2 separate regions of the Homo sapiens genome follow, and region 1 is linked to region 2. A link is a loop called in an ENCODE intact Hi-C map of the cell type or tissue named here. Cell type or tissue: thyroid gland. All regions are shown on one strand. Links, peaks and the distances in the headings refer to the core of each region. The heading gives the core; the rest is flanking DNA. Region 1 overlaps CRIM1 (cysteine rich transmembrane BMP regulator 1). Region 2 holds the start of LOC124907753 (a long non-coding RNA gene).

Region 1 (11,879 bases), core at 2,036-10,035, 45 kb before region 2:
CTAAGACAGCGCTGGGACCATCATCTCATTTTAACAGAGAGGGCAAGGAAGGTGCCTAGGGGTTAAATGACTTGTCCAAGGTCACAGATCCATGGAGACCTCAGGACAGAGACCCAGTGGAAACAAAACTTTTGATCAAGACACAAGACACCTCAGTCATCTGACCCTGCCAACAGAGCGGTGATCTATAGATGTGATTTCCCATTGAGTGAAGGCAGCTTTACCTTGTTTCTGAAGCTGATTCCTTGGTTTAGTGGCTTTATACCACCTCTGCATTGCATAGAAAAGGGGAACCCGGACATGGCAGAATAAAGAGCTCAAGTGGCTGGGCACGGTGGCTCACCCCTGTAATGCCAGCACTTTGGGAGGCCGAGGTGGGTGGACTGCCTGAGCCCAGGAGTTCAAGACCAGCCCAGGCAACACAGTGAAATGCCATCTTTACAAAAAATACAAAAATTCGCCAGGCAGGGTGGTGTGCACATATATTCCCAGCTACTTGGGAAGCTGAGCCTGGGGAGGTGGAGGCTGCAGTGAACCATAATTGCACCACTGCACTTCTCCTTGGGTGTCAGAGCGAGACCATCTCAAAAAGCAAACAATAAAAAGAGCTCAAACATGAAAAGTGAGAGAGGCAGGACTCAAAGAAGAGTCTGTCGTGTTACCTGGGGCCTTGCACTCCTGCACTGTGCCTTGAATTTCTCCCTCTCTGCTGGCTCTATTTATAAACATGCTACATTTCTAAAATTCAGGAAGTAAACACTCCTCCTTGAGCTCTTACTTTACCTTCAGGCTACAATTCTAACCTGCACCTGTTCCCTTAGTCCCAACTTCTTGAAAGCATAGTCAGTGCTCATTTAGGTGCAATGTGCCTGCCACCCAGTGCTGCACAGAAGATCGGCATGCACAATTCTCCTCCACCCACCACCACCATCACCTCCTTGGTCTAGGAAGCCCTCCTGCCTTTCTTCTCCATTTACTGAAATCCTGTTCATCCTTCAATGTTCACAGAAAATGCCACAATTTCTGATTTTCCTAGTCAGAATATAACTCCTTTCTCAGTAATCCTGTGCATTTTTCTCGTACCTGTAAATTATGAAAGTACTTATTTCATTCTACTTTCTATTCTAGTGAGTGGTGTTCATGCCTGTCTCCCCAAGAAAACTGGAAGCCTCTTGAGTTCGGGCCGTACCTTATTTATCACTCAAATGCTCACTGCATTTAAACCTTCTTTGGTTAGAGTTTAACTGACACCAATTTATTCTGGATCTTCATATTATTGTTTTTAAGATCTCAGAGATGCAGTGGAGATAGGTCTTTAGCTTTGAAGATCCTACAAGGATCCCAAACTCCAAACACTCAGATAACAGACCCCTGAAATGAAATAGATTGAGTCTAGAATAAGGAAGAAAGGTAAGAGAAAGGTAACAGAAATTGAACGTATACAATCTGCTATGACAGTATTTCATATTTCAGGCCCCAAATACTGCCATGAACCACCTTAGCTTTGTTAAATTGGTAAACAGGTGAGTAAAAAATTGAAATATGTTAATATTGCTGGAAACAGGCCAATAAACAAAGCTATTTCAGTGTAAAGGGGAAAATGCAATAGCTGAGAGGAAAGAAAGGCAAACAGAAAACAGAAGAGGTATGGTGGGCGAGACAGTAGGGGAAGAGAGAAGAGGGGTGAAGAAAAGGATGTCAGAAAAAGTTACAAAGCATTTAATCACCACAGACACAGGAGCTAAGTGGTCTGGACAAAAAGACAAAAGAATAAGGGAAGGACTGCAACATCTGCACCATGCAGAATGACAGCCTTCTGAAGAGGACAGAGTCCAATGGGAGTGGCGGGATTCTGGGTGGACGGTGCCACGTCTGTTACCTGCTGAAACATCTAAACTGACCTGGATGCTCTTCCCACCCCTCTGCTTCCCCGTCCAACACCTCCAACATGCTGAGGAGCAGAATCAGAAACAGAGCCCTGGCAATGGCTTCAGCTGCACAGCTGGTCATGCTCTGAAGCCAGGACAGACTGGGCTCAGGAAAGAGGCTGTTCGACTACAGAACAGATTCTCCCATTAATCAGGAAAGCTCATGGGAGGAAGAATTGGAGCCAGTCAGCTACTGGTCTGGATATGGCTAATAATTTCTGTCTTTGGTTTCTGGAGGAACTGTGCCAGGGTTTCTTCCAACTGCACACAGCAAATATGACTTTCCTTCTGTATCTGAAAAACTGGCAGCAAAAACACTGAAAAGAAATGGGACTATGGCCAAAAGGATAAGCTTAAATGAAATTAGGCGTAAACTAAAATCAAATGACAGGTCAAAAAATACTAAACCTGTGATGTCTCTTCCTTTCAGAAGACAAACGCAGTGTTGTAGTAGGAGTTACATCTTGTTTTCTAAATTCTGAATGTGTTTTATACTTACAGATACTTTCTGATAATCTGTTCACAGCACCTTTATTGATTGTTTTCAATCAAGGAACCGGTCATTCTAGTCTTAACTTCACATGCTACCTCTCTCCTCACAAGCTTGCAATGGCAATAAAGTTCCCATTCTTTTAGCATATCATGAAAGTTATCTTTTATAATTTAGGTTCCTCAATGGCAATAAAGTCCCATTTTTTAGCATATCATGAAAGTTATCTTTTATAATTTAGTTCCATAGTTCCAATCCATTATTATTATTATTATTATTATTTTGAGACAAAATCCCACCCTATCACCCAGACTGGAGTGCAGTGGCACGATCTCTGCTCACTGTAACCTCCACCTCCCAGGTTCAAGTGATTCTCCTGCCTCAGCCTCCTGAGTAGCTGGGATTACAGGCACACCCTACCATGCCAAGCTAATTTTTATATTTTTAGTAGAGACAGGGTTTCACCATGTTGCCCTGGCTGGTCTTGAACTCCTGACCTTAAGTGATCCGCGTGCCTTGGCCCCCCAAAGTGCTGGGATTACAGGCGTGAGCCACTGTGCCCAGCCCCAATCCATTATTTTTTTAAATCATCAGACACTCATTAACTATCCCCTAGATGCCAGGCACCGTCCCTGCTTTCAGAGGATATTGGCAGGCACACAGGAAAATAAAATGTGGTATGATAAGCACACAGACATAGACTAAGTATAATAAGGTCCTACCACATAAGTCCTCAGTTAGGGGATGGAGGAAGAATGATTTAAATGGTATGGGCTTCTCCACATGCTCTGGAGTGTGCATGAGATATGACACTCACAATCTTTCATTTCCCCCAGCTAGCCTTGGTTCCACCGGGATTCTAGTGTGACGATAATCATGCCTGAAATAGTAGATGCATGTAGTGAAAAACTTACAGAAAGAATCTATGAACAATTTTAAAGGGAAGCCAAACAAATTGGGATATGGGTTGTGTTGACATCCCTGGGGAAGAAACAAAAGCCTTCTCCAAAGGTCAGAGAAACAGCCTACAGAAGAGACAGAGGATTAGATAAAACAGCACAAGACAAAGCTGAAGAGCTGTAACCAAGAGCTACCAAGGTGGAATTTTCACAATTTTACTGATGTGTTCCAGGTAGTGAAACACTCTAATGACTTGATTTCCAAATAGCATCACCACACGAAGAAAAGGACTCAGAATCACTTCTGCCTCCAGTATACTCTCAGTTTCTCAAGCAGGTAATTTTGACTCCCCTTAGTTTTTGCCCAGTCTTACCCATCTTAGGAAATGGTACCAACTGCTCAAGCCAGAACCCTGGGGTCACTCTGAAGTCTACCCCCAACCTCACCCCCAAATCCAACCTAATTGAGCCCTTTTAACTGTATTTCCAAATGGAACAGAGAATCTATCCAACTCCTCTGCTAGCACCCTGGTCCAGCCACATAGCAGTCTCCTGGCTGGGCTCTTCTTCAGTGGCCTAAATAATGTTTCTGATTCTACTCTAGCTTCCCGCTACAATCCATTTTCCACATGGCAGCCACAGTTGATCTTAAAAAGGGCATCCTCTCATCTCCATCTGAAGCTTCAAACTCTTTCATGGATTCCTATTATACTTAGAATAAAATCCAAACTCCTTACCATGTTGTCTGTGTAACTGAGCCCTTCCCTGCCTCTCCAGCTTCCTCTTCTGCCACTCTCCCCAACACTCACTCAATACACTACAGCCACATCACAACTTTAAGTCCCTCGGGACACAAAACTCTTTCTCCCATACTGGGGTCACTGAACATGGGCAAGTTCACTCTGTCTAGAATGTTCTTCCACGAGCTCTTTGCACAGCCAGCTCCTTCTTACCTTTCAGTCCAACTTAAAACATCAGCTCTTCAGAGGAGAGACTTTCTCAAGCTATCCTATCTCAGTCTCAGTACCCTGTACGTCAACAGCAATCACATAATTTTATTTTTGCCACTTAAGACTGAAAGCTCGGGGGGGGACTAGAACCTTATCTGTCTTGTTTGCCCTGAATCTAGCACAGTGTCTGAACAGAGCAGGCGCTCAATAAATATTTGTTGAATGAATGAATGAATAACAGATTAAGGAAAACTAAGTAGGCATTTGCTAAGGGCTGATAACTACCCTATCCAATGTAACTCTACAGAATAAACATATAAACTTCAGACAAAACAAGCTTTTGTGTGTCATTTAACTTTTAGGCTGCTTTTGAGAGCTGCATTTAATTTTAAGGCTATAAGGATTTGTATATAACAGCACTGCTTCCTAATATTTCCATGTCAGAACCAGACAAATGGCCCACAATCACCGGTAAGATGAGAGCAGAGATGCCAAAGCATGAAGGCCTTCAGCAGTGAGAAAGGCATATGGTACCCAACTGAATTCCCATTAAAAAAGGTGCATTAGGGTGTGCTGCTATTATTCAGTCTCAGGAGAAGCTCATACACAGAAACCTATTGGATGTAAAGCAGGGAAAACACAAATATATGAAGATGTCTCCAGCATACTGTTATGATGTATATTTTTTAATTAATGGAAAATCGGATCTCACCGTTTCATTCTGCAAAGCTTAAAAGTGACCTTTTGCTAATGATAAATGACAATATGGTTGACATATGAATAGGGCTGAAATAGAGCACCCCCATCCAAATACATACACTTTACAAGTGTATGTAATGAAACTAGGTTCTCTTTTCAGCTGTAGAAGAAACATCTTTAGCCAGCTGAAAATTCAGATGAAAATCCAAAAACTGCAAAGATGAAAGAATTGGAACACGGTGACTAAGCCAATGAGCTCAAAATAAGAGATCGCTGACTGCATTTTTAGTACATATCCATTGATACGCACGTGTGTAGGTATCTAATTTTATACGCAATTTGTATTTGTGTGGGATTCTGTTTGTCTGCTTGTTGGTTCTGGGCTCTCTCTGAAACAACAAGCCATTCAATTAGGCTCTGCCGTGGAGCACAGAGAAGAAACATATTGCTTTTGGCCTCACAACCGTCCTTTCCCGCTTGTGTGAAAAGCCTGTGTTGACTGTACTGTGAAAAAAATTAAAGGACAGAAAAGCCCTACTGTTGTAACTATGCCAAAAAAGTATAAAGAAACAAACCCAGATGCTAGAATTTGAGGCATTTCCTCTGCTATGAGACTATGTCCTTTAACTGAAGGTCAAAGGAACATTAAAGGGCTTACATATTTCAAAGTGGTAAGTGGATGTTTTTTGTGGCCCTCTCACTTTATGCATGCAGGTGACATACATTTCACTGACATTTAACAAGCAGAATTTATTCAGCAGCATTCAAGGAAAATCCTGGTATCGCTTTCAAACATGATTTATTTATATTTCTAGCGCTTTATATTAATACAGATTGGTTCATTTTCCTGACAGCCTGAGTCCCTCCCAAATGCCAGTAAGTGAATAAAGTCATTCGTAAGCCCATTTCACATTTACTACCTACCTCAATGTGTCTAGGTGTTGTAATTTTATAACCTTTTTCCTGGGGATATTCATTTATTTTTGATGCTGCAGATAATAGTAACTAATGTGAGATATACTCATTTTACTTCTCTTCTTAGGAAGTACTTCACATAAGATTTAAAAGATCTGAAATGTCTTCTCTGGTAATAGAAAACAACAGTACCTCAGCTCATGGGAAATATAACAAAATCAATCATGTTACATTATGTTAAGCAAACATATATCAAATGGGCCACCATTTGTATACCAAATTTAAGATATCAAAGATATATAAATTTAAGATGTATAAAATTTTGTATATCAAATTTAACATATAGCAAATGGGCCACTATTTAAAATTCATTTGTTTTAAATATGTCTTAAAAACTTTGATATGAGTCATATGGCAAAAATCTTGATACAAAGGTTAGTATGACTGAGGAATACACAAATAATACAAATCCATGAAGCATCAAAGTCAGTATATGATTTAAAAATCCCTCTGAACTGAACAGTGACAGAACTGTCAGATGTGGCAAATATTTCAATAAAGAGAGCAGTAAAATACAGCCAAGAATTCCCACTGCCAATCTCTCGATGGCCAAATATGGAGGCTTCTCCAAAACACAATTTCACTTGGGCTGGGCAAGAATGGGTTAAACGCAGAAATCTGGTGACTTCCATTCTATGTCGATCTTTACCTTTGTCCTCGGTATTCCGTGCGCCCCCCACCCCCTGCGCCCCCATTTGTAGAAAACTGAAACTGCAAGTTAACAGCTACTCCCCTTTTGCTTACTGGAGTTCTTGGTTATTTACTGAGAATGTTTCAAATAATTCTGTTGGGCGTCATCACAGTTACTAGTGGACATACCATCTAATCATGACCCGTAGCAGCTCTGGTCTACCTAAAGGGAGTCAAGCTTTCTGACTTGTTGCTTTAGAAATGTCAACAAAAGGAAGACAGTTTTCGACTTTATCTCTCATATTTCCTTTGAATTCAATAGGGTCAGCTTCACTAGTGTGCGGGAAGCAGATAGACAACACAATTTAATTGCAAAGTTGGGTGTGGTTGTTATAGTGATAAGGGAAATGAAAATGGAAGCAGTTTGAATAATATTTATTTCAGGAGTCATAGCTTATCCTCTATAAGCTATTTACAAAGTGCATAATATTACATCGATTCTTAGAAACGAACCACTGGAATGTATCTCACGGGTTAAGAGTCTATAACTAATGTGCACCATTAAGGAAGACCAAAATTCTCAGGAAACACTTAACCAGAGAATGTAACACTATTATCGGCACTGTCACATTTAATAGCACACAGGTAACTGTACACACACACACACACACACACAAAGAATAAGATAAAAATAATCACATGGTTGCACTTATTTCCACATATTACCTATGATATCATCATGGATGTATATGTGCTTATATACATGTAGCTATATAAATTCATACATGCACATGGGACATATTTGTATACAATGTTCTTCCGGCACATAAAGTACAAAAAATACAAGTGACATGCATAATTTTTTTCAGAAAATGCATTATTTCCTATGCATATGAACACAGACTATTTATTATAAATCCATACAGAATACACTCTCCTGACTAAAGAGGTTTAGTTCTTGATATATCAAAAGGACCCCCAAGGGCAACATTATAATAAGACCTGTACCTAGACAGACATGAAGCCAGGCTGAGAGGCATGAAAGAATATATACACAACATTTTTGGGAGTTCCATGCTGCAATGAAGTGTTAACACCACATAATAATTGTATTTGAAAAATTCCAGATGAAACAGAAATAAGTTAGGTCTCAATCAGAAGGCAATCTGAAGGTCCTATTGTAATTAGCAATCAAAATGCCAAAGGGCACCAAGAACATGTAAGTGGAATAGTATTTTCTTTTTAGTACCACAGAGATAAATGTCACTTTAGATGTTATATGCAAGATATTTATTTAGGCAGTTTAGAACCCTGACTAGTACCCAGATCTGCGTCAGACACGACTGAGAATATGAGAATTTGTTTCATGCCTTAAAAAAGTCAGCAAGCAAGGTCCTCTGAGGTCAGAGCAGGACCACCATGGAACAAGTCCCAAGTTCCCTCCTCAATGTGGCTTCAAGGATACTTGCAGACGCCACGTTAATGCACCCTGCCATGAACTCAAACACTGAAACAAGTGTCTTTTCATGTACACTGTTGCAAAACCACAACTCTGATATTTATAAAAGGTCTGTGAGGCAGATTGGACTTTTTTTTTTTCCAAAGCAGCAGGAAGAGTAAATAACAATATTTAATAGAATATAGATACATAAACAAGATCAGAATGTGTTTTAGGAATCTTTAAAGTGTCCTTCTGTTAGAGGATAACCAGTGTTTTCACCTATCTTTGTATTTTCAGGACTTTTCCTCTTAATAACAGAACATGGGCACACATTTTAAAGAGAAAAAAAAAATCCACTTTCTAAACTGGGTGAAAAGACAAAAAAAGAAAACCCTGACAAGGACAAGATACAATAGTAGCTCATTTTACTTATATAAACAGCTTTCCTCTATGTCTGTAAAACTTGGATTTTATCTGCAGACAAATAAATGGATATATTAAGAAAAAGACACAGCAATTTTTTAACATTATTAAATTCCTGTATTGTTCTTTTGTTATTGGAACAGGAAAAGAAAGGCTACTGATAAGGATAAAGCACTTCATTTGCTTTTCGGGAAATTGAAAAAAAAATCCCAGTGACAGAGAAAAGAATAATGAAGTGTAGGAAAACTAGGAAGTTGTCAACCAGAAACAAAAAAAACACATCCTCGATTTAGAGGGACATTCCAGTTCCTTAAAAACTCACACAGACATTAATTCATGTTAATTCCTTCCCTTTTCCAACTTTACAGGCACCACTTACTGCTGTCACCTCCTCCTGATGCAGAAAACACTTAGCAAGAGAAACCACGAATCAAAAGCAGGAAGGCACACTGTAAGAGTATATCCCTACCTTTGCATGTATCATCAACCAATGGGAATCCATTATTCTTATCTTAGAGCGTATGCACCATTAAAAGAATGGTCTCATAGCTTTTGAAACAAATTATTCAAATGCCCCAGAACAGTATGCTTAGTGAAGGTCAATATGAACTAGGGAATGAGTCAAATTTTATTATTAGAATGCTTCTTTAAAAAAACTCAAATATTTAATTTTAGTGCTCCTAAATACCTTTCTTAAGTTACACATTTCACAAAGAACAAAGAAGTGCCAATTCTAGAAGTAAACATATGTGTCTATAAATCACAAAGTAGCTTTTAAACTGATTAAAGTTAGCTTTGATTCTTGTTTATCAATGTCTTCTAGAATGTCTACCGGGCATAACACTATTCAGACTGGGTATGGCTGCTCTACCCTCATTATAACTCCTTGTGTCTATGATCTCTCCCACTAGACTTCTTAGGGCGAGGTCCTTTCCATATTCATCTCAAATGCCCCTATGCAATGGGCCAGCCCCAGGACAATCCTCCCCAAGTGAGCAGGGCTCAGTCAGGAAGGGGTATCATTGACTGCAGAAATCCTTGCTCCTTCTTTCTGGATTGAATTCAATATGAATTTCACAATTAAGATTAAAATGTGGGGATGCTGGCAGAGGTAACACTCTAGGGTACAACCAATCAAAAAGGGTAAATTTAAATTTAAAATTTTTCCTAGATTATAGTTACTGGTGGAAACGAGAGAAAGATGATGCTGGGCTTCTGAGGTGGAAAAAAACTAAAAGAATAGGGAGGGCATAGTGGGAAAAAGACAAATTTGGCAATCTTTACAATTTTCATGTAAGGTTAGCTCTATTAACCTTCAACAAGAACTGGAGGAAAGTAGGGCTTTGCTTAGTGGTATATTTTTACGTATGATGGTATGCATTCAGCCCTGCTTCCTCCCATTAGCAAATTATTTTCTTTTTTAATTAAAACTCTCTTTATTTAAAAGAGCTTTTTTTTTTTCCCCTCTGAGGATCTCTTAATCAAGATACTAGTAAATATATAATACTGGCAAGACAGGAGAGTAGAAAAAACACAGTGTCTAATAGAGATTCCTTACCTATAGTGATAAAATTATAAGAACATTTGAAATGATCACTTTTTTGACTGTCTGTGAGTTTATGCTAAAGTGGTTATGCTCCCAGACTCTTTCTTGAACTTCCCTTGCACAGACTTTTTTTTTTTCTTCTCATAAGCAGGATATAAACTGTCCAGCTTGGTTGAGTTGTCCAAAATCCCAGATCATGGTCTTGGAATACTAATTACACTAACTAACGAGGTTTTAATTGCCTGACAGCTCCTGCTTATGCAAACCCTCTGGTTGATGGAGACAAGCCTGGGGCTGCAGCTCCGCTCTGCAGGAGGCGGAGAACCCCTGTGGACACAGAAGGGACAGCTCCAGCTCCCCTTAGAGGGAAGGGAGCTCTGCCATGGGGAGTGGTCTCCACTCACAGCATCCTTTGCCAGCAGCTCAGAAGGCCTCCCGGGCTGGGATTCCAGATCCTTTCTCATGTCAGGAAAAACCTTTGTGGGGGCCAGGGCTTAGCCGGACACAGCTGGGCAAAGCAGCAACTCAGCAGCTCTGTGTTACAGAGCACACGCCGAGCCCTGGGAAAAACTGAGAGGTCACCTACAGCCAAGTCAGAAACCACAAACACGCGCAGGAGTGCTCAGGGCTACCCCAGCAGTGAACATGTCACCCTGCTAAGGTCAGTCATTAGACCAACATTTTTTAGGCATCCTGGGTTGGTGAAGTTTTAGGCACGGCCCTCAAGAACACCATTTATCTGGCTCAACCTGTCAGGTTGTTTTTGTCCTTGCAATATTAACAATAAGTCTCTTTTAAAAACACATAGTAAGTACATTCTATTTAATCCTGAAATAAAGCCCAGATGTAGCAAAACCTGCTCACCTACAACTTCTGGTGCTCCTTTAACCAACCTGGGATTAGGTATGGAAAGAGGACAGAAAAGTGCTTGAACTAGGCACATCTTTGGACAGAAGAGATGGCTTCAAAGCTCAGAGTTAAGAGTTAAAGCAAAGAAGAAGGTGAAAAAAAATCCATGAATGAATGGTATAGAACATTATTATGCTGTTTACAGATGACTGTATAGAAAGTATCACTCTAAATGTCAACTGGAAAATTTGTTTTTTATACCAATCCTTTTTGTAACCTAATGTGTAGGAATAAAGAGGCTCCTTTACACTCACACTCCTGTTGGTAACTGGACATAAGATATTTAATCGTGACTTCCTTTTTTTTTTTTTTTTTTGACGGGCACAAGAAATCACAACAACCAGAAGGTCGCTGTATGACTTCCAACAGTTAAAATGCAGGTATAATTATTCAACCAACAACTGCTCCTCTCCAACTGGTCTCAGGCCAAGTTCCCTGAGTTTCCTGTTTTTATTTCCCAGATAATTTGAAACTGGTTTCTGCCTTTTGGTAACCCTTTTATTTTCCTGGTACCAGTTATCAAGACATCAGAACAACGATTTAAAACATGTTTCTAAGGACAATTCTCCCCAAAATTTGTATCTGTAACAAAAAATTTTTAAATATTAACTGTCAACGTAAATAAAAGTACACTACTTACAAAAATATGTAACTTTGTCTACACTTTCTTTCCCAATGACATCGCTAGAATTTAAAATGAAACACATGTACTTGTATTTTAAAGTCACTTTACATATCTGTGTTTACAGATATACATATACATACACACGAATATGTATATGTGTGTGTGCTTCTGTATATATGCTCCAAAAAAGAAAAGACAAAGAATATTGTCAATTTGTGATTGTCTTTACAAACAGAGTGGGATAAAATTTAAAGTTGCATAATGGTCTTACTGCCTTATAAACAAGTACCTTTGATGGCACTTGGGAAGCTAAAGGAAAAATCAGCTGGGACCTTGATGATAATGAGATCCCTGACCCACGCAG
Region 2 (11,879 bases), core at 1,843-9,842:
GTGCCTTAGGAACTGCCGAAGAGGAGACACAGGAAAAGACGCCCACGGCTTTATGTAAGCCACTTAGGAGACAGACTACATGTATCTAATCTATGTAAATTAACGAATGATGGCCAGAGGCAGATTTTTTTTTGTTCTGTTGGAATTAACAGAACCTAACAGCTTCAGTTTGAAAAACATACTCCTATTACAGAAGAATGGACATAACAGACTACCAGGACACGCACATGACCCTGTGAGCAATTTTTGCATGGGTGTATGTTGTACACATGGATGCACATGCACACATCACATAATCTCCAACGTGTGCATAGCTGTCCACTGTAATGACATTTTCTCACTGTGACAAAAGACTGACAGAGAATGCCTGCATTTCCACACATACAGGTTCAGGGATACCTTCCCACGGCCATTCTGCTGGTCCACCGGCTCCGCAAATGATGACTTCATTTCTACCTCTCAAAATGCCCCATCGGTTTGCTTTCTCTATCACAAACAAATGTGACCTTTTCTCCCCAAGTGCCATCTTTGGGTACAGCTGTAGGAACGATAGGCCAGTCAAAGGCTGGTTCAAGCAACTGATTTCCCCAAATAGCTCTGAGAGGTTCTTGTCAGGACTCAGGTTAAGCCAGCTGTCTGTATCACTGAAAATGGTACTTGCTGGTTGCACTTCACACCCACTTCTCTGGTTCTCTCCTTCCAGGAAGTCTATTTTTCAGTTACAAGAACTGTTTACTTTGGCTTACAGGCTGATGGGCACTCCCTCCTTCAAGAGTGTTTCCCAATCCTCTGCCTCCATTCATTTACTCTACTAATGTCTGAGGAAAAGTGTGCTATTCCATCAGCAAGAACAGTTCTGGGTCCTTTACCCACACCCTCGATTTAACTGTGGGATCATGAGTTTTGAGAAACACACACACTTCTCATTTTGGCAGCATTTGCCATCAGCTCAAATACTCCTTCTGCTGATAAAGTCTTAGAGAAGGCAACACTGAAAAGAAAACATACCTGCCTAGGAAGTCTGGGAACAGATTTTTAAGCTTTTTTTATATGAAGCCATATAAAAGTTTTAAAAATATTTTTAACGAGTTATAGGAAAATCATCAGTGGACCCTCAAAAAATAACCTTGCTTAAATCTTCACTGTTCATTGCCACTGTTCATTATGGACAACCAGAGCTCTACAGCTATAACTTTACTTAGCCATCAGTTCCAGCTTCTCTCCTTCCCTTTCCTAAAACTTTTGTAACTGGTGATGACCAATAAAAGGATCTGAAGTGGGCTACTGGGAAAGCCACCAACCATACACTAACATTATCAACAATTTCCATCAGGTATGAGATGAGCATCGTAAACTTGGGAAAGCTGAAGGGCCATGCCGCAGCAGAAAATTAAACCTGCCCTAAGAAAATGGGCACATTGACTAAAGTGATAAAATGGCACAGGTACCTGAACTTATATCCAGGAGAATTCTGCATGTGTCTTTGACTCTATATACTTTATCTTGGCCAAAACTCTCTATCTTTAGCAGCTGAAAAGCTTAGCACCAAATGTATCAAGGTTTTAATTTGCTATGTATCCTTAAGTTTCTAATGTCTTATTCCATCTTAATTTGTAAACCTCCTTAAAACCTTTAGAAAAACAAACAAAGAACTTATAACTAGTGCTACAGAAAAAACAATTCCACACTGAATGTGGAATTACTAAATAACAAGTTGGGGCTCCAGCCACTAATCATCAAAAATTCCTGTCTCTGAAGTCATAGGGTTTGGAGTAAATCCAAACGGAATTTTGCTTTCCTAAATGCCTTAAAGTGCATTCCTATGGAATTCCTGCTCGAACCATTGTGAGGCATTTTAATTATTCCCAGTCACACACTTCCACCCTCAGGTTGTTGGCTTAGGATTTCCTTCCCCAAAGAAGCTGTACAGTTAAAAATTCCTTAGGATATCTGGAGATCACCTGAAGCAGTAAACAGGTTGCACCACACTGCACTTGGCACTCACATATTGAACATTCAGTACATGTTTCTTAAACTAAACACCCTCCTGATTAATCAACATAAATGTTTGTTAAGACACAATCCTGGATTAGCTGAGAATTCAGAAGTCTATTTTGCTATCACCAAGTCATGATGATATGGTCATCTGAAGTGTGTTGATAATTTATAACCGATTTATCAGTTATTGTTTACAAGCAGCTGATCACCACAGTATCTCAACCGTTTAGTATATCAGATCCCTGGCAGTCAAGAGAAGGTTACAAGCAACCACCCACGAGGAAAATTCCTATAAGCTGATAAGGGGTTAGTGAATGAAAGATGACACCTTTATGACAAACTGACAAGAAGAAAAGTCCACACAAATAAAAATTATCTTTAAATATTTGCCAAAAAAATACAGCTGAAACTAATTCATCATGGAAACATTACAAAAAATTCTAAGACTGATCGGCATGAGCAAAGTTAACCAGTTTGAGCTTCCTCCTGCAATGCTATGGCTTCTCACTGGGATTCTCTTAACGGGGAGTGCCATTCGTTTCAGTTTCCACAATGCAGACCAAATGGTTCGATGAAAAAGTTTTTGTATAATATCTTGGATGACCTTGAGTCTAGATTTAGTCAACAAATGCTCATTGAGTTCTTCCTGTGTGCCAAGCGCTAGAATAACACACAATCCTGGCACTCAAATAGATCACAATGAGGCAGAGAGACAGAAATGTGAACTCTAACACAGTATGAAAAGTGCTATAACAGGGGAAGGAGAAAGTGCTATTTATGGTCACTGGGGGATGGGGGATGGGGGATGGCATTACTTTTTCCTGGGCAGGGCAGGAAGGCTTCACAAAGGAAAGAGCATAAACTGGCAGGGCTTGAGGGATGCCAACACATATTAAAGGACGTGAAGACAACTATGGGGGCGTCTGAAACCTGACACCACACCCATTTTCCAGTTGCTGGCCTTAGTTGCTGGCCAAGTCTTTGGTTGCACTAGATATTAAGAAGAATGTGTTGACCACATCTCCTAATTTTCTGAGCTCTCAAAGGGTCTTTGTCCAAGATACACTGGAAATAAAGTTGGAAAACCTAAAACTTCAGGAGCAAGATGGTCAGGTCTTTAATTTAGGGGTCTAATTTTCCCTTACCTGTGGGCTTTTAGTAATAACATGCAGACTGCTAAGGTCCTATGGGAAGTTAAATGCTTATTATACTAAGATTAGAAGTAGAGGGGGAATAACTATGCATATGAAATATGTCCCCTCTAAAGAAAAAAAGTTCACTGTTCCTTCTTAACTAGTGGTCATCCTTTATCCCTTCTCTCTCTTTTTAGCTCCTAATACCATCTACTTTTCCATTCTCTCAAGAAATATTATCACTCAAGCATTTCTGACTCAAGGGCATTCACTTACATATTCACACACAATTTTAAAAATATAATAACCTGGATTATTTTCAGTGCCAAACATAGCTGTAATTATGTATTTCTTTTGGACATGCTTTATGTTATTAAAGCATGTAAATACTTTATCTCCCTCAAGTTTTCCAGCCCTCAGTTGGCAGAAAGTCTTTTCTTTTTCCTTTCTCTTTCCAAAGCAACTAATACAATTTCCTGAATAGACAGTCAATAAACTTGGTTGCTGAGGGCTCACCTTTTCCCAGGGCAGTGTTTGAAAATAATTTCATCTACTGCCAACAAAAAACACCTCTGGCTTCTTTCATTTTACTTATTTACCTACAGAGGTCTTCCATTTCTCACTGTAAATTTCTGCTGCTTCTTTCTGCTGTCACATTTAAAGTTTCTGCGTAAGGTCAAAAACTGTTTAATGATGGCATACTATTTAAAAAAAAAAAAAAAAAGCTTTTGTCCCAATCACTAAGAAATAAGTCAGCAATATTCAGAAGCTCTACTTGCCCACTTATAGATATCCCAATTAACAGGCAGTTTAAAACCCAAAGCATCTTAATTAGAACTGTTTTTTCAAATGCAGTAAGTAAAACAATGTGCGACCTTTTATTAAGAAGTCATTTTCAGTTTGCTGATCTACAGAGTAGATACTACAGTCAACTTGCTTCAAGCTGGGGCGTTGTTTCCAGCACATCCATAATACAATGCACGGTATTCTTTGTCTGTGTTGTGCCCTCAGCAACTGAAAAAATACACATGCACGTGCACACCCTACATCCAATGGCACAAAGTTAACTACACATTCAAAGAAGGAATTAGCTTCCTGTCTCTCAAAGAGTATTCCCACTCAGGGGCCCAGTGGCTGATGCTACAGAAATAGTTCACTACCCTGAGTACATCTTTTTAGGCCAGCAAATCTACCACAATCTTGTACAGATCCTTGTTGTATAAACTTTTATCACTTTCCTCACATTTATCATCTTCTCGAATGTTCCTATATGGCAACATTTCTGACCTATATTACATATAACATTTCATATGTTCCTATATGGCAAAAAGTTCTGTAGAAATGTTTGCAGGTCAAAAGCTCCCCCTGCAAACATTTTTACAGAACTTTTTGTCGTTAATGCAGACACTGTTATTGGAAGGGATCCTCACAGAGGAATTGACTCTTGCACCACCTTCTGTCAATGGCTGGGTTGCCCAGTAGCTGGAAAGCTGTGTGCACTCATCCTTGCTGGAAAGAACATGGAGGCAAATGTTAAGACTGCTGGAAAGCATCTTTCCAATGGCTTTCAGGACACTTGAGATCCAGCAGGCACTGGGCTGTGGTAGGGATTCACCAGAGGAGGAGGGCCAAACCACAGCACACAGATGTGGGCAAGTGGGGTCTCTAACTCACCTTCTAACATAGACCCTTCACTACAGCAAACACACATGCACTCATGGGCTGCTTTGTAGAGAAATGCTGGGCCCTTGGCATGCAGATTCTCATTACTGCCGCAGAGGTTTAAAAGTTCTTAAGCTAATATGCACCAACCAACCTGGAAGAAAAGCAAATAAAGACCTATTTATACACCAGAAAAGAGTAAAGGAGACCCTAGATTGGGCAAAAGCTCAGGTTAGTAAATTAACACCACCCCATCCCAGAAATCTAGCCTGGAAGAGAGACGGTAAGATCTGGAACAGGATTTAACTTTTGATATTATCTTTTTAAAATGGAAAGAAAGAGCAAGCCATAGTACAACATAAAATGTTTATCCAGTTATTAGTAAACTTTTAACAATTTCACAGATTGGAGTGAAAAAAAATTTTCTGGAGCAAAAAGCAAAAAGTATTACAGAAAACTAAAAATTATCTAAGTTTACATACCTAGGAAATGGTGGCTTAGGTAACTGCGCTGAAAGTGAGAATCATGGAAGAGAGCTATGTAATAATTAGCCACTGAGTTTTCTCATATGACATACTCCCAAATGGAATATTTCACATTCAGCAGACTTATTAATGAATAAATGCCCAATGGGAATTAACTAGTACCTCATTCTGGAAGGCTGCTCTTGGCAAAAAATGTAATAACCACAAGGCAAACAAGCTGATTGCTAATATACACTGGAAGCCGTGCTGGGCATCATTTTCTTTCGAATAATGCCTATTACTTTAAGTTTTAGAGCCGCAGGTTCATACTACCTAACCTTGCTCAACGTCCTGCCGCTGGACAACATGCAAAGGAAGGGTGAAGTTTCTGGACAACTTTCCAAGCTTCGCAGTTGGCTTGTACTTGAAACATATTTAGTGAATATTTGCTGTCTCACATACAAGCAAAGAGCTTCCTGGTCAGTGGCTCAGCTGTACACAGAGGTGAGGGAGCTTGCGCAGTGTGCAGCATGTCCCTCTGCAGGAATCATCCTTTCATCCTCCCAACGTGAGGCACCAACATGCCACGTTTGGCCAGCGACCCCACACCCCCTTTCATGCACTATTACTGCTATGTTTCTTTAAATTCAGTCTGCTCCTTAAGGAAACTCCCTGGCAAGTGAAAACAGCAGCAAAGGTAAAAGAATGTGGAGAATTTGGCTGCTGCCTGCAGTATTAGGAAGAAGAGCAATTACTCAACTCTCTCCTAGTGTCAGAGGCAGAAATGAGCATGTGAATTTGGGCAAGTTTTGGCCTGTCTTCGCTCTAGCTTCTCCCTTTGCAGTCTCTGTCACCTACCTACCTCATAGTCTTAATAATTAATGAAGTACATAAGAAAATGGAGAAAGGGAAGGCAGCAAACACATAAGAGAGGTTTGAGTTCTACCCTGAATCCAGACTCAGCCACGGTGAATATGATTTAAAAGACTTCAGGCATTTAAAAGCTGTCACTAACTTCCCAATACTACGCTTTACTGTCTCCACTGCCGCTTGATAAACATAACCATGGAGGAACTCTTGATCTTTTCCTCTAAGCCCTTCTGTCTACAGCACCTGGCAGTCATGTAGACACTATCACTTTTTCCTTCCCTGGCTCTGCAAACACAAGGTAATATTCGACTCCTGTCTATCACTTCTAGGTCATAAAAGCATAGATCTTATGACCAGTAGAACCTTAAGATATCATCTGATTCAGTTCCCCTGTCTTGAGGTAGGTAACTATTTAATTCCCTTTTGACAAATTAAGGCAAAGTCATGCCAAGGGAAGTTGAAGGGTTTTATTTAAGTCACTGGGCTATTAAGAGATGAAGGGGGATTCAAAAGCCATGGCTGTTTTTTTCTCCTTTATCATGTTATCACATACAAGAATTCTGTAATATTCACCTTTCTGGGCAGCCTCAAACCCTTTCTGAAACAAGCTAGGATATACACAAATACAGTCACAGTCTTGATTAAAACACAGAAATTTATTTGGTCTTTCATTTTGATGTGATAGGTAGTGGTAATAAGTTTTCTTAAAATCTGCCTGAAATATAGGAACTCAGTGGTTCTGAAAAGCACACAGTATACCCATTCTGTCTCCAACTGTTTAAAAATCCTTCTACTTTGACTTCCACAGACAAAACTGTCTAAAATCCATCCCTTTTCCTCACTCAGACTGTAAAAGCCCATACTTTTCAAAAAAAGCAAAGCTCCCAAATATGGGAAGTGAGAAAAGGTTTTCGAGATCTGCATTTGATAACATGATGGAATATTCTGTCTCTACAGACTTATAAACACACACACAGAAAGGTCCAAGCCTATGCATCCCACACTCCTCACACCATAAGGCCTGAAGTGGTCCAACTACTTCATAAAGTCTAGTTCAGGTCAAACATCCTCAAGGTAGCTTTGCCTTATTTTGGCAGGTCTTTCGCAGTCTTAAAAAGAAGTATCACAATTCTCCAACAAAAGATGCCTTTTGTTTAATCACAGCTGTGAAACGTTTTGCTGTGGCCTTTGGATAAGAAGCTAAATAAGTTACCTCTTGTAGACTGGGACTCTGCAGTCTCAGGTTTCATTCTGCCCTGCCAGAAATTCCTTTCTGTTTTGAATCTGAGATGTTTGTTTATGGTTTTTGTTTTGAAATGCTAAATAAGACAGGCATAGTTTCCAGTTACAGCCTATGGACCACCATCTACTCCCTCTCCTTTTTTTTTTAATCTTTCCATAGGCAAGGTAGCTGGTTGCTAAAATTTCCAAATAGCAAACTGTTCAAATTCTCTTCTCAGGAACTTGAAATACAAAATGGTAACACCCTACAATATAATTAACACTTATTTTTTTTTCTTAAATATTCAGAAGACAAATGTTCTCAGGATAGTCTGAATTAGGGTGTTATTTTGACATCTTTCTGATTTTGTTTGTAGGTTACATGTCCGAATACCAGCACTCTTGATAGAAGTGCTACAAATGAGAGGTACTAAAGTAGTTTCTGGAAGAAAATCCAATTTCTACTATGCGATAATACGGTTTGATCATCAGGAAGGAAAAAAAAAGTTGTAAACCACTGATTCCAAGGATTTTTCTCTTCATCAAGTTCTTTCTCCTTGTTCTACAATAGCCAATTTAAAGCATCTGCCTTATGAATTATCAGCCAATATTTACTGGATAAAAATGATACTTATTTTCAGGTACAAAGGAAAGAGTCACAGTTAAGCAAATGTAGTTCTGGGCTGGGCGCGGTGGCTCACGCCTGTAATCCCAGCACTTTGGGAGGCCAAGGTGGGCAGATCACGAGGTCGAGAGACCATCCTGGCCAACATGGTGAAACGTGGTCTCCACTAAAAATACACAAAGTAGTTGGGCGTGGTGGCACATGCCTGTAATCCCAGCTACTCAGGAGGCTGAGGCAGGAGAATCGCTTGAACCAGGGAGTCAGAGGTTGCAGTGAGCTGAGATCATGCCACTGCACTTCAGCCTGGCAACAGAGTGAGACTCTGTCTCAAAAAAAAAAAAAAAACACAAACATAGTTCATAGTTCTGTTCTCCTAAAATGGGACCATACCCACACTAAGAACTAAACAGCTAGTAACATTAGATATTTTGATTCTAGGTGTTCTTCCTACCCCGCACTATATCACAAAGACTCCCTAGAGACAGTGCAAACCCATGGCCAACCTCGACTATTAGTCCACATCAAAGATGGCTAGAATGACTGGGAGAGAGAAAAGCAACACAGATGGCCTCTGGCCCTCACACCCTCTCCTGCTCATTCCCAAGCCCGCAGTGGTCTCTGAATCGGCTAGGCTTGCCGCTGCTTCCTTCTGTAACCTCAGTGAGATATATCAACCTGGCCTGGCTATATCCTTGGGGTCTCCAACGTCTCCAGTGATGTCCAGAAATCCTCAAAAAGTTCTAACAATAAAAGGAAATTTAATTCACTGTCATAAAACCATATGCCATTAATATTAAAAGGCCATTTTTAAATAAATATTAATTTGAAATAGCTCTTTGGATGTAGGGGCTCAAACCACAAAATCAAGCAAGTGTTCACATTCTGCTGAAATGCCAAAGGCGCTGGGAACTGTAGTTGCACTGGATCAAACCAACGCATGTTTCCTTGGTGCATAGACCCTGTATTCCCAGCCCCCTGTTCTCGGTACTTCACGGTTCTTTTCTCTTTGACAAACATCTGACATTTGAATTCCCCCTCGAAACTCCCACCCCTTTGAAGAGATTTAGTTAAGTTTGGAGGAAATGTGTGCCCACAAGGTAAATTTTTAAACTTACAGAGAAAGCTAACAAAGAGGAAAATGGGAAAGGATAGAAAATAGAATGGAAATTAAAATTAATATTATTTTAAAAAATCTATTTGGTACCAGAAACTAGCATATACACATACATACTATACACACACACACACAATCTTATATATACATCTATGTAATCATATATATAAATCTCTAATCCTCACTACAATATTTACTTAATAGAAAGCTATTAATATTCCAGTTTCACAGATGAGGGAACTGAAGCTCAGAGAAACTAAACAAGCTGATCTCACGATTAAAAAAATAACAGATTTAAGATTTCAATGCAGGTTTGTCTAGCCCCAAGCCCTATTTTCTTTTTCCTAAAACATCCTGCACAAGAAGTGCAGGAAAAAAGGAGGGAGGAGAGGAGACCCTCAGGTCTTTCTTGTTGCTGCATCCTCCACTAAACTTTTCCTGGTGGTCAGATTTGGGTTAGACTCCCTCTTACTTGCTCCTGACATGCTTGGCATTTCCGTTATCTCATGGCTTACTGAACTGATTGTAATGAATTGTCTGCTTTTCCAGTTTACCATCAGATCATGGCCTGTGTGAAAACAAGGACCATATCTTATTTATTTTGGCTGAAAAATAATGACTATAATAGCAGGTAACATTTATCAGGTCTTTTAATATGCATACTCTGTGATACATGCTGTATACATAGGTACTAGCTTTGTGCTACTTAAAAGTGTGGTCCTGGCACCTGTGACACTGGCATCAGCCAGAAATTTGTTAGAAATGTAGAATCACAGGCATCACCCCAGACTAACTTAATCAGACTTGCAATTTTAAATACCTAGGTGATTTGTGTGCACACTAAAATTTCAGAAGCACAGTTTTATCTCACTTAACCCCCACAGCGAACCTAGGAGGTACCGACGACTAACAGAAAAACTGGCTTACACAAGTGATGTCACTACTGTAAAGCACAGAGACAAGACCCATAGGCGATGCTCATGAATATTTTCAGGCAGAAGAATGGCAGAAGAACAGGTAGAGCTAGAAAAAGAACAAGAGGAATGGATAATCCTCTGACTTCTGGTTTTGCCTAGTTTATACCAACTGCAGCAGCAGGTTGGAACCATAGCCCCCATGGCGTCGAGCTGTTTCTTTGCTCAAGCCAGGCCAAATCCTGCAGTGGTCATCAGTGTGCACACTCAGGAGCTAGGAGCAAAATTTCCTCCCAGAAGATAATGTGAAGCAAAGTGCACACTGCTGATTATAGCACATCTAGGTTCCCGCCTCCTCCCCAAATTAAGTATTTTTAATTATTTGTTCACAGATAAATGGTTACATTTATAATTCCTACAAATCAATGCAAAATAATATCAGACCTAAAACATTACTCAAAATATACAAACTTTGTAGAAATCATTTAGACAAGGTATAAAAAGATAGTCATGGGGGGGGGGGGCGGCGACGACTGCTGAATTCAGTAACAATTTGCTCCCTTTCTAAGAGCCCAACCTCCTTAACTGCTTACCATCAATGACTGAGGTAGATGGGGATTAAGAGAACAAGAGACTGAGCCCAAGTAAAATTGTTTCACTTATACTGGTTAGTAGCCTTGTTAGTAAGCATGTTCCATGTGCCAGTCATTCTTTTAACTGCTCATTAGGGATGCACTGAGTCCTTATAGCAACCCTATCATTAACCTGACTACACAGATGAGAAAACTGAGACACACAGAAGCAGAGTGCAGATTTGACCCCAGAAACCAAGTTCTTTTTTTTTTTTTTTTTTTGAGACAGGGTCTTGCTTTGTCGCCCAGGCTGGAGTGCAGTGGTGCGATTTCAGCTCACTGCAGCCTCTGCTTCCTGGGTTCAAGCAATTCTCCCACCTCAGCCTCCCTAGTAGCTGGGATTACAGGGGCCTGCCACCAAGCCTGGCTAATTTTTTTGTATTCTTAGTAGAGACAAGGTTTCACCATGTTGGCCAGACTAGTCTTGAACTCCTGACCTCAGGCGATCCATCTGCCTCAGCCCCACAAAGTGCTGGGATTACAGGCATGAGACACCACGGCCGGCCCCAAGTTCTTGAACATTACACTTTTCCACCAACATGTAGGTATTTTCATGTGGGGAATTAACTGGGACTGGAGGAGGGAGGTAAGGAATTGATACCTGTTCACTTTGCAACTAACAAAGGAAAATAGGTTCTTTAAAAACATTTACTTTTTTCATGTGGGCCCAAGATAAAACACGTAAGAGTTTAGTGTTTACCTTGAGGGTATTCTTACATAGAGGTATATTCAACCATTCCTCTGTCTTGACTTAGGAAGTCTTGACTAAACAGAGGTTTTCAAAGATGTGACCAGGCTACTGCCCAGGGCAAGCAGCAGGGTGGGTGAAGCTGAGAGGTGCTGATAAAGGGACACCTCCCAGTTTACTGCCCACGCTTATCCGCCTAGTGAAACAAGCTAGAACAAAGAGAAAATCACTCTCAAAAGGAAACTTGCCGTTTTGAAGCACAGCTACTAAAGCATTAAGAATGCAGCTTCATTCTTAGATGTTGAGAAACACTGAGACCAATTGCACAGGCTCTAAGGAGAATGGGTAGGATCACCTCCCCTGCCAAAAGAAAGGGCTACTACTCACACTTTTAAACCTAGTTCAAATTCAAATTCCCCTTTCTGCTTTGCCACCAGAGCCTCAAGAGATCACTTCAGATGCTTTAATTCCTACAACTAATTTTATCCATATATTTCACTAGCCAATTAATCATACACAGACTTGCAAAATCACTTCTACTTGGCTTGAATTTATATT

The links. Peaks named below come from ENCODE experiments on the same cell type or tissue, not always from the same donor. Only the 100,000 strongest peaks of a DNase experiment are listed, where the experiment ranks them.
Region 1: it touches region 2 in a loop (2.1-fold over the local background); 44 of 110 quality-filtered maps call a loop at or near these places.

Annotation. Positions count from the first base shown.
Region 1 is chr2:36,407,031-36,418,909 of GRCh38, reverse strand. All of the region lies in intron 2 of CRIM1 (cysteine rich transmembrane BMP regulator 1), which reads right to left. LOC124905989 (a long non-coding RNA gene) reads left to right here. Exons shown (of 2, transcript XR_007086282.1): 2 at 1-2,563. Among named protein-coding and RNA genes, the nearest start is that of CRIM1, 57 kb to the right of the region's middle. In thyroid gland, for the core only: no CTCF peak of the experiment used is centred there; DNase peaks (open chromatin) are centred at 5,423 and 6,717; H3K27ac peaks cover 6,187 bases.
Region 2 is chr2:36,362,176-36,374,054 of GRCh38, reverse strand. All of the region lies in intron 1 of CRIM1 (cysteine rich transmembrane BMP regulator 1), which reads right to left. It overlaps LOC124907753 (a long non-coding RNA gene), which reads right to left and starts at 3,837. Exons shown (of 2, transcript XR_007086281.1): 1 at 1-3,837. RefSeq lists an enhancer at 5,228-5,881 and a silencer at 5,775-6,069. In thyroid gland, for the core only: no CTCF peak of the experiment used is centred there; DNase peaks (open chromatin) are centred at 2,754 and 5,737; H3K27ac peaks cover 4,453 bases.